2 separate regions of the Homo sapiens genome follow, and region 1 is linked to region 2. A link is a loop called in an ENCODE intact Hi-C map of the cell type or tissue named here. Cell type or tissue: heart right ventricle. All regions are shown on one strand.

The links. Peaks named below come from ENCODE experiments on the same cell type or tissue, not always from the same donor. Only the 100,000 strongest peaks of a DNase experiment are listed, where the experiment ranks them.
Region 1: a loop joins it to region 2, with 5 times the contacts of the local background. A loop is called at or near these places in 48 of 110 quality-filtered maps.

What each region holds. Positions count from the first base shown.
Region 1 is chr17:77,150,045-77,158,044 of GRCh38, reverse strand. All of the region lies in intron 3 of SEC14L1 (SEC14 like lipid binding 1), which reads right to left. It also overlaps the pseudogene RNU4-47P. Among named protein-coding and RNA genes, the nearest start is that of SEC14L1, 13 kb to the right of the region's middle. In heart right ventricle, no CTCF peak of the experiment used is centred here; no DNase peak of the experiment used is centred here; H3K4me3 peaks cover 1,406 bases; H3K27ac peaks cover 5,330 bases.
Region 2 is chr17:77,204,129-77,212,128 of GRCh38, reverse strand. SEC14L1 (SEC14 like lipid binding 1) reads right to left here. Exons shown (of 17, transcript NM_001143998.2): 11 at 6,783-6,853; 12 at 5,729-5,900; 13 at 5,267-5,401; 14 at 2,653-2,787; 15 at 1-179. Among named protein-coding and RNA genes, the nearest start is that of LACAT1, 46 kb to the left of the region's middle. RefSeq lists an enhancer at 1-64. In heart right ventricle, a CTCF peak has its summit at 3,518 (motif pointing right); a DNase peak (open chromatin) is centred at 3,569; H3K27ac peaks cover 7,525 bases.

The DNA of each region.
Region 1 (8,000 bases), 54 kb after region 2:
CCAGGCACGGTGGCTCATGCCCAGCCCACATGCTTGTTAATATAACGTGGACATCACTAAATAAACTCAAGAACAGCAATTTGGAGAAGTACATAAAGCAAACAGTCTCCTTCTAGTGTATGTTAAATCCGTCACATGAAAACATGATGTAATAAGAGCCTATTTATACAGCCTGTTGAAAAAAACCATTCGTTTGAAAAACTTTTAAATAAAAGTTATGGCCAGGCATGGTGGCTCATGCCTGTAATCCCAATACTTTGGGAGGCCAAGGCAGACGCATCACGAGGTCAGGAGTTTGGGACCAGCCTGACCAACATGGTGAAACCCCGTCTCTACTAAAAATACAAAAATTAGCCGGGGATGGTGGCGCATGCCTGTAATCCCAGCTACTCAGGAGGCTGAGGCAGAAGAATCGCTTGAACCTGGGAGGTGGAGGCTGCAGTGAGCCGAGATCATGCCACTGCACTCCAGCCTGGGCAACGCAGCGAGGCCCCATCTCAAAAAAAAAAAAAAAGTTATAATAGAAACCACCCTCCTTTCTTCCTATCCCATGTACTACAAATTCAAATGATGCAAATCCACACCAGGGGTTCTCCAGCTTGAGCAGGCGTTAAGAATCACCTGGAAGCCTTGTGAAGCCACAGACTGCGGGACTCACCTCCAGAAATTCTGACTCAGTGAAGAATTAGGATTTGGAACTCTTCGAATTTACATTATAAACCAACTTTGTGTGAGAAAATTCAAATGAAGATAATACGTGTTTGGAGAAGAGCTTTCTAAATATTAATGCCATAAATCCTGCAACATACCAATGACCACTTAAATCAATTTACTTCTTAAAATATGTACCCTGTAGCTTTTAGTTCTGGGCCTTGATTTTTAATACATACACAAGCATTAAACTAGGAAAAAGAAAAGAAACACACACATTTTGTGATTAGGCCTACCTCATGCTATGGAATAACTTATTTATTAAGAAAACAAGAATTATGTAATAACTCTTGGGTTTTAAATTTGGAGAAATCTTAAAGTCAGATTACCATTCCACCAGAGTCAAGAATTTTACTTAAAATAAATTTATGTTCTGTAGGAGAACCAAAGAAATAGGATTTTGTATATACTTTGTATTCATCACTACAGGAGAAAAGCCACTCAAAACACTAAGTGACACATAAACCAGGACACGCTTTTCAGGCAACTAGAGGGATTATAAGCTTCAGTTCACTGAACTATTTTACTCACAAAACATGATTTGCATCAGATTCTTTTGAACCATAAATAGTAAATACAGCCGACCAAACGACTATGTTCCAATGTAACCTTTTGTCAAAATTTTCATTATGTCATGGGATTAGAGTAAAAAAAAAACAAAAAACAAAATTTCACTGACAGAGAAGAAGTGATGCAAGAAACGAAAGCATACACTGCAAGACCCTCTACTCTTCATAGACATCTTTTTTTTTTTTTTTTAAGACGGAGTCTCGCTCTGCTGCCCAGTCTGGAGTGCAGTGGTGTGATCCCAGCTCACTGCAACCTCAGCCTCCTGGGTTCAAGCAATTCTCGTGCCTCAGCCTCCCCAGTAGCTAGGATTACAGATGTACGCCACCACGCCCAGCTAATTTTTGTATTTTTAATAGAGATGGGGTTTCACTATGTTGGCCAGGCTGGTCTCAAACTCCTGACCTCAAGTGATCCGCCTGCCTCAGCTTCCCAAAGTGCTGGGATTACAAGTGTGAGCCACCGTGCCTGGCCGAGAAATCTATTTTTGAGGGCATGAGGATTTGATTCTCACCCTGGGAACACTGGCAGTTGCAGGGAAGGTGACAGAGAGAGGCAGAGAGACCAGTGGAGTGTCAGGACCCTACAGCGGCTGCCAGTGCACAGAGAGGAACCTCCACCAGGAGCAACTGCATGCAGCCAGCTAGAGTCAGCCAGGTGAGAAAGCAGGAAAGGTATTCCAGGCAAGTATGTGGTCAAGGCACCAAGATCATGACAAAAAATGGTATACCTAGGAAACAGCAAGAAATTCGACATAATTAGACTGTGCAGTGGGTGTGGAGGCCTCGCCATGGAGAGGAGGCTGCAGGACAGGCAGAAGGCCAATGACAAAGGATTCTGGGAGCCAAGCTTAAGCTGGGAACCTCATCTTAAAGATGAGGTACGTGGACTGGGCGAAGTGGCTCACGCCTGTAATCCCAGCTGAGGCTGAGGCAGGAGAGAGGCGGAGGCTGCAGTGAGCCGAGATGGCACCACTGCATTCTAGCCTGGGCAACAGAGCGAGATTCTGTCTCAAAAAAATTAAATAAATAAATAAATAAAGATGAGGTGCAGGCACTTCATCATTTGAAACTTGCAGGCAGCACAGTCAAGTTTACAATGTACCGATCTCTCTGGCAGCAGCCCCAAGGACGAGCAGAAGAGTGAGGGGTAGACTCAGGGTCCAGAGGCTGTTGTAAGGAGGAGTGGTCTGGGGCTAAGCCACCAAGGCTACAGAAGAGCAAAGTGAGCGCCCATCCAGGAGACATCTCTGCCAGCTCCCATCTGGGCACCAGCAAGACTGAGGGGTGAGGAAGGAAGGCTGCCAGGGATGCCTGGATTTCTGCTCTGAGGGTAAGGTACCTGCGGGGCCACACATCTAAAGCAGCAGCTCAGGGGAAAGGGAGAGCTTCTGAGTGGTGTTTTATTGGTTTGGTTTTTACTGGGGTGGGTGTGTGGGTGTGGGTGTGTGTTTGTTTCTGTTGGGGTGTGTGTTTTTTGCGCAGGCAAGAGGAGATGAACTCTGTTTCAGAGGCATTAAATCTGCCTGGGACAGTGAAATGGAGATGTCTGCCAGACACCTGGCTTGGAGTTTGGAAGCTCCTGGGGGGCATCTCGGGTGAAGACAAAGCTTTGAGATCTTTAGTTTATAAAGTGACAGGTGAAGCCACAGGTTTAAATGGGGCTGCCCAGGAAGTGCTGCCCAGTAAGAGAGCCAGATAGCTATGCCTAAAATAGCATTAACTGCTCATTAAAACACCTATTATTGCCAGAAAATGCAAAATATACAACTGGGGGTCCCCAAACAGCAAAATCAGAGGAAAAGGAACAAACAATCCATCCGCACCTTAATAAGGCAAGAAAGTGGAATAAAGAAAGTCCAGATCAGAAGGGGAAGGCCGGACCCCTAAAAGGAAAAGAAGTAAGGACGCAGCCATCTACTGAAATACACAAGACATTTACAAACTGGACGCTTATCAGTACCTCGGATATTCTACTGATACACATGGCAGTACAGATCACTGAAAAACAGGGCAGATGTCTGAATGGAAAATGGATCCAGTACATATAAAGATACACATAGCAATTATTTCATATATTGATACATAATTATAGAGACAGACTTTTCTTAAAAAAAAACCAAAAAAAAACAAAAAAAACCAGAAGGGGCCAGTAGAGTCCTCCCTCGGTATCTGGAGGGGACTGGTTCCAGGATGTCCCTCCAATCCCAAAACCTGTGGATGCCCCAGTCCCTGATATAAAAATGGAGTGGCATTTACATTTTATATTTAACCTACACACATCCTCTCATATACACAGACACACATCTTTTAGATACAGGGCCTCGCTCTGTTCACACAGGCCAGAGTGGCACTGCAGCCTCAAACTCCTAGGCTCAAACAATCCTGTCTCAAGTCTCCTGAGTAGCTGAGACTACGGGCATGCGCCACCACACCCAGCTAATTTTTTTTCAGTTTATCATAGAGACAGAGTCTCGCTAAGTTGCCCAGGCTAGTCTCAAACTACTGGCCTCAAGTGATTCTCCCGCCTTGGCCTCCCAAAGCACTGGGATTACAGATGTGAGCCACCACACCCAGCCCTCCCGTACACTTTAAATTCTCTCTACATTACTTATAATACCAAATACAATGTAAATGCTATGTAAATAGTTGTTGCATGCGTTTTATTTGTATTACAGTTTATTGTTGTATTATTTTTGTTGTTTTTCCTGAACATTTCTGATCCACGGTTGGTTGTATCTGTGGGTGCAGAACACAAGGATACAGAGGGCTGCTGTCCTCTTACATCAACTTGTACCATGCAAGAAAATTACAACGCAATATATGCTTCTTGTTACAACATGCAAAATAATTCCACTAGAACTATATAAAAGTGTCTGCTTCACTAGCGTACAGGTCAAAAATCAAGAGAGATGGATCAATTATAACATCTGCCAACCAAAATCCTCTCTACAGTGAACTTCTCTGGGGAAGCTTCCCCAGGCAGCCCAACAGCCCTATCCAGAGCTCTAATAAAAGAGACAACAGAAGAGGGCAAGGACTGACTGCCCAGCACAACTGGACACCTCAGACCACAAACACCACCCACCTCCTCAGCCCCAGGCCAGACTCCTGCCAAGTGCCTGCTGCATGCACTACATAGAAACGCTGCCAATAAATTAATCCCTCTCACCTGCTTTCAGTACAAAATGAGGACCCATTCAGTGTTAAAAAGTAACTACAAAAATAAATAAATAAGGAGTAACCATAAATAGAATGGCCTAGTTTAATTTGGGAAAAAAATATTTTGCATCTTATTTGCAACTCAAAATTATATAGAACAATCCTAGGAAGAAAAGGGGAGCAGCTGGTTTTAACTATTAGTTTCCATCTCTGCCAGCAAATGTTTAAACAGAACTGCTAGCCAGGCTCAGTGGTTCACGCCTGTAATCCCAGCACTTTGGGAGGCCAAGGAGGGTGGATCACTTGAGGTCAGGAGTTTGAGACCAGCCTGGCCAACGTGGTGAAACCCCATCTGTACTAAAAATACAAAAATTAGCCGGGCGTGGTGGCGCATGCCTGTAGTCCCGGCTACTCAGAGGCTGAGGCAGGAGAATCGCTGGAACCCGGGAGGCGGAGGTTGCAGTGAGCCAAGATTGCGCCACTGCACTCCAGCCTGGGTGACGAGTGAAACTCTGCCTCAAAAAAATAATAATAATAAATAAATAAAGAGAACTGCTAAAGGGTGGCTGCATTGATTGAATTTAGGTCCACACCTTCTCCTTACAGCCTATTTGCTGTAAGGAACAATTAAATCAGCAAAAGGTTAAGGTAACTGAACAGGACAAATGACCCAGTTTCTCTAACAAATCAATGGCATGAAAGGAAACAAAAGGAAAGGGAGAATGTTAGAGAATAAAGGAGACCCAAGAAACATAATAACCAAATACAAATGGCTTTATTTGAAGCAGGATCCAAGCAACTTATGAAAGACATTTTTTAGACAAGTGAGAAAACATGAACGTGAACTGTGTATTAGATGATCATCAGGCATCACTAGTACTTTTGTTAGGTGGGATAACAACATGGCGGCTGTGTTTAAAAAGGAGAAAGGCTCTCTGCACAGTGGCCCCATCATAGTCAGTGAGGTTTACCCGAGACGTGATTATTGCTCATTGAAAACTTCCCAATACCACAAGATAACTTGCAATAGAGCTGGCACCGGCCATTTCCATTTTTTTTTTTTTTTTTTTGAGACGGAGTCTCGCTCTGTCACCCAGGCTGGAGTGCAGTGGCATGACCTCGGCTCTCTACAACCTCTGCCTCCTGGGTTCAAGCGATTCTCCTGCCTCAGCCTCCTAAGTAGCTGGGATTACAGCTGCCTGCCACCACGCCCGGCTGATTTTTGTATTTTTAGTAGAAACAAGGTTTCACCATGTTGGCTAGGCTGGTCTCAAACTCCTGACCTCAAATGATCCACCCGCCTCAGCCTCCCAAAGGGCTGGGATTACAGGCATGAGCCACCGTGCCCAGCCAGCACTGACCATTTCTGACAGTCTCTATGGAGACTGAATATTTTGGTTTAAAAAAAAGTCTGCCTTAGTAATCTTAAGCAACAGGAATATAATTTCAAATTTAAAAAAAGAAAAATTAGCTGGCATGGTGGTGTGAGCCTGTAGTCCCAGCTACTCAGCAGGCTGAGGCAGGGCTCCTTGAGCCCAGGAGTTCGAGGCTGCAGTGAGCTATAATCGTGCCACTACACTCCAGCCTAGGTGACAAAGCAAAACCCTATCTCAAAAAAATAAAAATAATATAAGCAAAAGGTTAGAGATGTACACTGAAGTATTTGTCAACAAATTAACAAGATACCTGAAATCTGCTTTAATACACCAGGAAAGAAAAAAGTGGGTACAACTGATAAAAATATTGGCAAGAGTTTGTTTTGTTTTTTAGAGACAGGGTCTTACCACGTTGCCCAGGCTGGTCTCAAACTCCTGGCCTCAAGCCATCCTCCCCACTTGGCCTCCCAAAGTGCTGGGATTACGGGCATAAGCCACTGTGTCAGGCCCGGCAAGATGCTGGTAACATTGAAACTGGGTGATGGGTAAATGGCATTTATTATATGATTCTCTCTACCTGTGTATGCTTGAAATTTTCCATAAAACAAGGTTTTGGGGTTTGTTTGTTTTTATAAAAACCAGGTAAATCAGAGAGGCGAGAAGCTGAATCTGATACATCTTATTTCTGCTTGAAATATTTTCCTACTGCACCACAACTGCCTTCACTCTAGCGCATTAAAGACACTTGGATACAGCTCAGGAAAAGCATGGGGAAAAACCAACTGGAATGCATAATGCTGAGACGGAACACAAGGGAGAAGGTCTGGCTCTGTACAAAGGAGCACGTGATGAAAGCTCACTCTAATTGTCCATTTTCAAAACCAACTAAATCTGACTAATTACACCACCCCAGCTTTGATGAAATGCAATAGGACTCACGCGATGGCATTCACAACTTTACAAACGAGGGCAGCACAGTCTCCCACTGATTGACCAGGTCCTTTTATATGTCATAGGAGAAAATGGAACATTTCCCTCCACTTCCAGACTTGAACAAAGTTGGGTTTTAAGTCACCTACCCCAAAAAGTAGATTGCTTATTCGTTTGGGTAAAAACAAATTCTACTGCACATTAGGCTGCTGGAAGATCTAAGAATACCTTGATGAATGAAAAGATGTATTTCAATATCACACCTAACCATCAGAAACTAAAAAAACCAGAATCAGAAATACAAAAAGGCCCAAGGATGAAATCCAGGATGAGAGAAAGAAGACATGCTCTGAGAAGATGAACGATGGACTGAAAATATTTCCTGTAACTAAAACAATGCTGAAAATCTGACGTGCACAGGACCTCAGTCAGAGGAAGAAAAAGTTAGAGAAAAGGGGACAGGCAGCTCAGAGAATATTCAGGCAAGGTACGGGTGGGCGGATGGATGGTTTCTGAACGCAGCTAGCTGCCACAAAGATGGAGAAAGGGCAAAGCAGGACCTGTGCCCCCTGCCCAACCAACCAGAGGAACGACATGGGCACAGCTGCCCAACATGGGCACAGCTGCCCGTCAGAAAGTGTTCTCCCTCGGGCATTTCGCACTCCACGGAGGCCCTGATTAAGGAAGAGCAGTGTCTCCTCACCCTGAAGTAAGATATATGAGTCGCGAGTCCATCCTGGGATCCCTCACGTCTCCCTGTTTTGTATATGAAATTGGAATGGATGAAAGAGCTTCAATATAAATGCCTATTTGATCTAACAGAGATGCACATTCATAGTCATTTACTCACTTATAAACTGATTCAGTTCCCCTGGTATTTGGAGGTGAGAAGGGGCAGGGTATCTGGAAGGGAGAGGGGGAGACTGTGGCATCACCAGGTCGCCCTTGCCTACCCTCACCCCTGCTGTCTGTTTCACTCCAGCACCTCCTCACAGCAGTCTTACACTAGTCACTGGCCTAGCAGGTTACAAAGCTGGTCTGTGGCAGGCACAGGTTTGTACCTGGCCTCAAAGCAAATCTCTTTCTCTTCCTTCCTCCGGTCTTAATGGGAAGACATGAGACACCTGAGAGGAAAGGGGGAAAAAACCCCAAATGCCAGAGTACAAAACAAAATAAAGCAAGAGGAGCAGGAGAGCGAAACAAATTCTTTTGTACTCGGGCCATTTAATCGACAACTGTGGTTACTCTGAGAGCA
Region 2 (8,000 bases):
TTGTCTATGAGCTGCACATTGTTCCCACCCGGAGAGGTGATGCTGTGGGCTCCCAGGGAGTCCTTTTTGGGTGGTTGTGGCGACCTCTTGGAGTGATAGATGTTAAACACAATGTCCCCTTTGCACACGTCGAAATCCCAAGTGATGACTGACGAGGCATCCACAATCTGAATGAGAATCTGAAAAAGAGGCAGCGTTAGGCAGCCACGATCCACGAGCACCAGGCCGGCATGCTGCGAGCGCATCGTGCTCTCCAGGGGATCCAGGGTGCAGGTGCTGAAGCTGGGGAGGGAAACGCTGAATGCGTATGGACGGATCTCTTTCCCCAGAGTCACACACCACCATCCATTCAACCGCTGGATCCTGCTACATGTCATGCACCAAGCTCTGTGTTCTTTGTGACCTGCACCTAGAGGTCCAAGATCTCCCATACACCATCTTCACACACACTCTAAGAGGCCAGGTCTTAGAAACACCAAACACTGTGAGCTCGTACATGAGTGGTTCAGAGGACTGCCCTGGGCTGGACAGAACAGAAGGCCCTGGAGAAGGTGAAAGCTAAAGAAAGAGCAGGCAGGGGAGCCTGAGGACAGCGTTCCCAGCAAGGGGGAAGCAGGGGCATGGAACCGGGCCTGCCGTGTGAGGCTCACACGAGAGAACAGTGGCGAGGCTGGGTGAGCGGGATGAGCCCCTGGCATAGTAGAGATGGGGTTGAGGTGGTCACCCCCTGGGTGCTGAGAACCAATTGAAAACCAAACTTACACAGCACCGACAGAGCTACCCAGGAGGGAATAATCAAAGTTAGTTTCAAAGATTGGGCGGGGGCGGACGTGAGAATGAAAAGCAGCTGTGCAGAGTTCTGCAGTCACTGAAAACTCCACCTAAGGAAGCAGCAGAGCCAGGCCCACGGCCCCTCTCAGCCCATGCACGCTGTCTGCTGTGCCCTTCAGCGCGTGGCTGCTCTACGAGCCGGGCCCCTTTAATCCCACCACTGCCACCTCACCACTGAAACGCCACTTCAGAATGTCCTTCCACAGCAGATTCAGTGAGGTACAAGGGTCCTGTCTAAGAACAGCAGGCGGCACCACGTGGCACGGCCCCCTCTTCAGCAAAGTGGCTCCCCAGGCAGCTCCATCCTGAGGCCTCGGCCCCCTGTGCTGACGGAACCTCTTTCCTGCATTCACAGTGGGGGCCTCCGCTTCAGCCTTCCTTTCAGTTTGTTGCCATCTCGGATCTGTGCTTTATTTAATACCCAAAGCAGAACGGAGGTTTTTACCATGTGGATGTCTACAGATGCCCCCGATTCACACGAAACACACTGCACCCCAAGTTCTTGAAACATGGACAAGAGCGATAGTGCCTAACAAACAAGGAACAAGGACTCGGTCCCTGGAGCCTGCCCTCCCGGTAAGAAATGAATACAGACAATCCTCAAGACGTTATGAAATCTGAGATTCCTCTATGTATGTATCTACAAGTAAGGCACACCAAATCTGTCTCTGCTTGTTCAAACCATGGCAACAGCATTCCCTTATCCACCTGCCCTGCAAGCACCAGGTGAGCCACTCAGGAAGACACCCCAGCAGAAGCCACTGGCAGATGGCTGACCCAGGTGCCACCACGGCAGGAAGCAGGCCGCAGTCAGCTCCCGGCCAGCACCATTGCCCAAGCCAGCACCACATCCTCACTGACACCTGCTCTGCACAGAGTGCCACCATCCTCTCCAACAACTCTGGGCCACGAACCTTGTCCTAGCTGAGAAGGGAGATTCCGCTGCAGGCCCCTCCTGCTTCAGGTCACTCGTGATGCTACAGGACAGACATATGGCATGCACAGGAACACGGAACGCCCTTGCTTCTCTACCAAAAGTGACAGCAAAAAAGGAATACAGGAACACCCTCCTTGCTCCATTAGACTTACAGAAATCGGAAAATCCCCAAGATATCTATAAATAACCAAAACCCAGCCAAGAAAAAGTAGCAAACGGGCCAGGTACAGTGGCTCACACCTGTAATCCCAGCACTTTGGGAGGCCAAGGCAGGTGGATCACCTGAGGTCAGGTGTTCGAGACCAGCCTGGCCAACATGGTGAAACCCCACCTTTACTAAAAATACAAAAATTAGCCAGGCGTGGTGGCGGGTGCCTGTAATCCCAGCTACTTGGGAGGCTGAGGCAGGAGAATTGCTTGAACCCATAAGGCGGAGGTTGCAGTGAGTTGAGATCATGCCAGTGTACTCCAGCCTGGGCAACAGAGCAAAACTCTGTCTAGAAAAAAAAAAAGAAAAAGTAGCACATGAAACTTGTTCAATATAACCATGAAATAAACTAAATTCAGGAGTTAAGTGCTCCAACAAGGAAAGATTAGCTATTCCTATCTCTGTGTTTGGTGGCTTTAGTAAAATGGAGGTCAAGAGATCCAATTTCCTTTCCAGGCACTCTGATCAAGCACAGCTAGTTTCTATTCTGAGAGAGACCCATTCTTCGACGTTGACATTTACTGAAACTAAATATCGAGTGTCAACAAAAGCCTAAAGACAAAGAGCAGAAAAACGAGTGGACTGTTCTGAATGAAAGGCTGCCAGGAAGCCCTGCGAGGGCCAGGCCCTCTGCGGAGGAAGGGCCGGCCCAGGTGCAGGAAGGCGGAGGACGTACCTCATGTGGGGCTCCTTTGAAGACGCTTGCAGACTGGTAGATGGTCTCAGTCCAGAGCTTCAGGTCTTCGTTCTCCAGCTCCTCTGCAGTCCGGTACAGAGATTTGGGGACCAGTCCACCCTCTGGCACTTCGCACTGGAAGAAGAAACACAGCAGTGAAACCTGTGCAAACACAAACCAACCCCACGAAACCCAGACACACCGGCCAGCACTATCCCCCTGCACTCAACTTCTGGAGGTTGCTGAGAAAATGGAAAACACTGGCAGGGTCGTAAAACACTCTGCACTACTGAGCAATATGTTTTTAAAAACCACTTAAATACATGTGTTTTACTCTGCATAAACGGGAACAAGTTGAAGCTGATGTACCACAGAATTCCTACTAAAATGCGTGAGGCACTGCACCCAGTTACTAAAGCTGACTCATATAAGCATTAGGGGTATTTATATTGCCCTGTAAAGGAAAAGTATTACTTTAAGAAAAGAGTTTTGCTCTCAATAGCCACAGGCATTATTTTTATGATAGGGAATTATAGTGAAGATACAGAATCAATGAATAATGTTTTCTGTCTAAAGTCAAATGACTGGTCTATAACACCAGCCAAAAACTAATGAAGAACTTCTTTTGAATTTGCCTGAAACAAGTTGAATTAGAACTTGTACATAACATAAATCTCCTAATTGACCTTGACACAATGACTCCACACTAAAGTTCATAAAATCGAAGTCCTCGTTCTATTAGCCTTGGGAAGCAACTACATAGAAAATAAACATTTCAGTCTTCAGCCTGCAGTACAGCATAAGTGTCAAAGCAGTGATGTCGTGGTGGAAAAATACCAGACTGCCCGCTGGTTAGTAACCTCCGGCCACCAGAGAGCAGGAGGGAACAACCTCCTTTCAACAATCAGCCTCAACAGCAGCTCAGGAGAGAGGTGAAGAAGCCTTAGAAGGCCCAAGTTTTTGGACAGTTCAATTAACCACAAAGACGCTCAGCACCGCAAACACACTACGGAGGTCGGCATGTGACAAACAGGCACAACGCGGTGAGGCAGGTCTCCTTGGGCTCCAGCTCAATTCTTCGTGTCATAATTGGAAGCAGCAACAACACGGGATGGCTAGCTCATATCATGAAAGGAGTTCAGAGGTTTCTACGAACCTGAGCCTGCGGTTTAACCTCATAGGCGCTTGCTAAATTCTGGTCCTATAACCTTTACTGTAACTTACTTGCTCTTTGCATTGTACTGTGATGATGCCTGTAATTTCCTTAAAGTGGAACTGATGAAGTGAAAGCTAAATTCATTTGTTTTCTAAATTTCTCTAACCATTCAGAAAGTCCAAAGTCCCCTGAATGTCCAATTCATTAGCTAAATACCTGAGTCAAACCCAGTGGGTACACATTCCAAACGGGTAACTTTTCATATGAAGGATGACTAGAGAGCCCTTCTGAAAAGGAGCTTCACTCCCTGCTGAGTTCAGCCACCGCCGTGTGCCATGGAACAAGTCACTGGGACTTCTAGAGGCTCTGGCTTCCGTAATGCTCCCAAGACACAACTGTGCACCATGGGCTAGAAGCCTATAAGGACCCCAAGGTTCTGAGCTTCTCTGAGTACAGGATATAGAAGTGGAGGCCTCTGCTTCATTACCCAGCAACTCAGTATATTAAAAACCCCAAACGTATGTTGAGAACCACTTCCCTTCGTTTTTTTACTTTAAAAATGTTATCCAGGCCAGGCATGGTGGCTCATGCCTGTAATCCCGGCACTTTGGAAGGCCGAGGTGGGCGGATTACTTGAGGTCAGGAGTTTGAGACCAGCCTGGCTGACATGGTGAAACCCCATCTCTACTAAAAATAAAACAATTAGCTGTGGGTAGTGGCGCATGCCTGTAATCCCAGTTACTCCAGAGGCTGAGACTGAAGAATCGCTTGAATCTGGGAGGCGGAGGCTGCAGTGAGCTGAGATTGCACCACTGCACTCCAGCCTGTGCAACAGAGCAAGACTCCATCTCAAGAAGAAAAAAAAAAACCAAAAATGTCATCCAGTCTGGGGCAAAATAGTGAGACTCTGCCTCTACAAAAAATTCGCTGGGTATGGTGGTGCACGCCTACAGTCCCAGCTACTTGGGTGGCTGAGGTGGGAGGATCACCTGAGCCCACCAAGTCAGGCTGCTGAGCTGTGATCGCACCACTGCACTCCAGCCTGGGTGACAGAGCCGGACCCTGTCTCCATAAAAAAAAGGACGGGGAGGGGCGGGTGGGAAATTTTGAGAACTGATTCAATTTTTTAACAGTATTTTAGAAAATATGACAGCTCCTCTAAAATTGTTTAAAGATCTGATTCACACAAAGCCGTGTGAATCAAAGCAAGCTGCAATCGTATTTGATTCTACGAATTCTCATTCGTATTTAACAATGAAGAAATGTACAGTATCAACAATTACTTCAATGGTTCTCTTTAGCTTAACCCTGGATCAGAGAAATGGCGGCCAAAAGAAACAAAACAAAAACAAAACATCCAAACAACTGGAAGTTCTGAAAATCATTTGTGCAAATCGACACCGACCTCTCCCACCTGCATAAGGGGCCAAATGTGCAGTTCCTCGCCTCAGGACATACCATGCACTCCCCACTCAGGAAATCTGGAATAATCTCTTTGTCGATGTAATCCAGCAGGCCTCCAGGACCCTGGTAGTCATTTCCTGCATAAATGAGGAACTTCCTTCTGGTGTTGTCATCAATGAACGGACTAACCTGTGAGGAGGAGAAGACCATGCAGTCATATTTCTCTGCTGCCTGAGTGTCCAAGATTAAAATGACAATGTGGTATTCTGAGTGGGAGGGTGGGGGGAAGACATTCAAGTTTATATACTTCTTCTGTAAAGTCTATTTGCATGGCATTAGGACACTCACATTTTGTTTTTCCCCTTTCTTAAACAATTTGAGAAATTTTATATCTTTGCATGTTATTGTTTTTTTTCCTAAGAAGTTAAGACTTTAGGTCACAGACACGTGTATATGAATGCATGTTATCTGCTTTCCAAATGGCTCACAGTTACTGCAAAAAGCATCTCAACCCACCAGCGTCCAGAGCACAGGAAATACCCTGGGCGCCCGCAGGATGAGAAGGCGGCCCAGTGTCTCAGGGTAGTTGGCCTCCACCACCTCGATGATCCGCAGCAGCGCTTTCACACCAGGTCTCCACAAGTGGCGCATGTTCAGCCCTTCCAAGTCCACCAGGCAGGTCCATGAGCTGCAGGTTGTGCAGAGATGTGTTTCATTCAACAGACAGCACACTTAGCAAACTGTGTCTTATTTTCTTCCTTTTTGGTCATTTATAGCTATTTCCAAATACATCATAATCAATTTTTTTAAATTATAGTGCTATGTATAGTGCTATGAACCCTGTTTATATCTACTTGTACAAAACACACAGGATCAGTGTGGTAGGACCAAGGCCTGAAACTGCAATTAAGGCTGACTGATAATGCACGAAAAGCTCTCTCAGATATGCTCAGTGAGCCGGCAAGCAAAGCCACAGTGTGCTGTCCTCGACGTGCTAAACCACCCCCCAACCTGCCATCAACAGGGCACACAGCTGGTATTTTAACACATATTGCATCTGAACTGCAGTGGGCTATGCTTCAACAGAGAGAGAGGCAAGCACTGTCCCAGGAGCTGAGAATACAGCAGTCAGCAAAAGGCCCTCAAAAACCCTGTTCTCATGGAACTTACATCCCAGTGAACCATCTACACCCTTATCAATGTCAACCTCTGAATCACTAAACATTTTCAGAACTCTTTACTGTAACTTAGAGCTTGGTTTAAGAACACAGAGTCATCTGGGTGGGGAGGGGAGGCAAAAACAAGCAAACGATCTGCAGCCCTGGGCTCCTGCGGCCCGCACAGACTAAGCAGACAGGCCAACCCACTCTGGCTGACGTCACAGCAATGCCTGGGGTCAAAAAACACTAACTGTCTGTCCCTCGTCACTGGCATATTACATGTTCACTTCTTGTCTACCTTTTAGAGCACCTTGGAAAATAATAAGTAGATTTTAATTCCAAAAATCAACTAGAAATATTTAATTCGTTTTCTCAGTAAGTTGAAAGGAAAAACAAAATCCCACATCTACCTGATAGGCCGACCAAAGACTTTTGTATTCTCTTCGCATCGCCTTAGCCCTTCTTCATTTATGGAGAGAACCTACATACAAAAGGGCATGAAAATTTACCATGATTAGTTTAAGGCTAAAACTACCGCGTCCAGCTATGGAAGAGGGACACTAACAGCGTATTACAGATAAGCATGTAAATCAAAAAAGTCACCTATGGAGATTTTCTTACACATTCACATGCGCTAAACACATCACCACCAACAAATAAATTCTACTTTTGAAAGAGAATAAACACTGTCATGTGTGGCAAAGGTAACGGCTATCCAAAGTGAAGCACAGAGGTATCCCCAGATGAGCAGGGGCCTGGCTCTGGGGCTCTGTCTTCAGAACAAGTGCATGGGAACAGGAGATGAATGTCTGTGAGTGTGAGAACACTCTGATACCACATGTGCCCGCCAAGAGAAAAGGCAGCCTGAGAACAGATGTAAGGCATGGCTCAAGCGATCCTTTGCTTTAGGTTAATAAACCCCTCCCCTGTAGATAAAGTCCATCCCTATCTTTATGTGTGAACGTGTGCATGTGGGGATATATAAACACACATAGCGGTGGGGGCAGACTAACACAATACACAAGGGAATGCCAACAGTGAGCCAGGCTCAGTGGTGGTGCTTGTAGTCCCAGCTACTCAGGAGGCCGAGGTGGGAGGACTGCTTGAGGACAGCAGTTTGAAGCTGCAGTGAGTCGTGATGACACCCACGAATAGACACTGTACACTGTACCCCAGCCTCAGCAACAGAGTAAGACGATGTCTCTTTAAAAAAAAAAAAAAAAAAAAAAAAAAAGCTGGCTGGGCAGGGTGGCTCAAGCCTGTAATTCCAGCACTTCGGGAGGCCAAGGCGGGAGGATCACCTGAGATCAGGAGTTCGAGACCAGCCTGACCAACATGGTGAAACCCCGTCTCTAGTAAAAATATGAAAAAATTAGCTGGGCATGGTGGCGGGTGCCTGAAATCCCAGCTACTCAGGAGGTTGAGGCAGGAGAATCACTCGAACCTGGGAGGTGGAGGTTGCAGTGAGCCAAGATCACACCATTGCACTCCAGCCTGGGTAACAAGAGTGAAACTCCGTCTCAAAAAACATAATAAAAAATAAAGCCAAAAATGCGTATTTCAGGATAATGGGGCTATAAATACGTCTTTTAAGTTTCTGTTTGTTTTCAAATTGAAGGACCATCTTC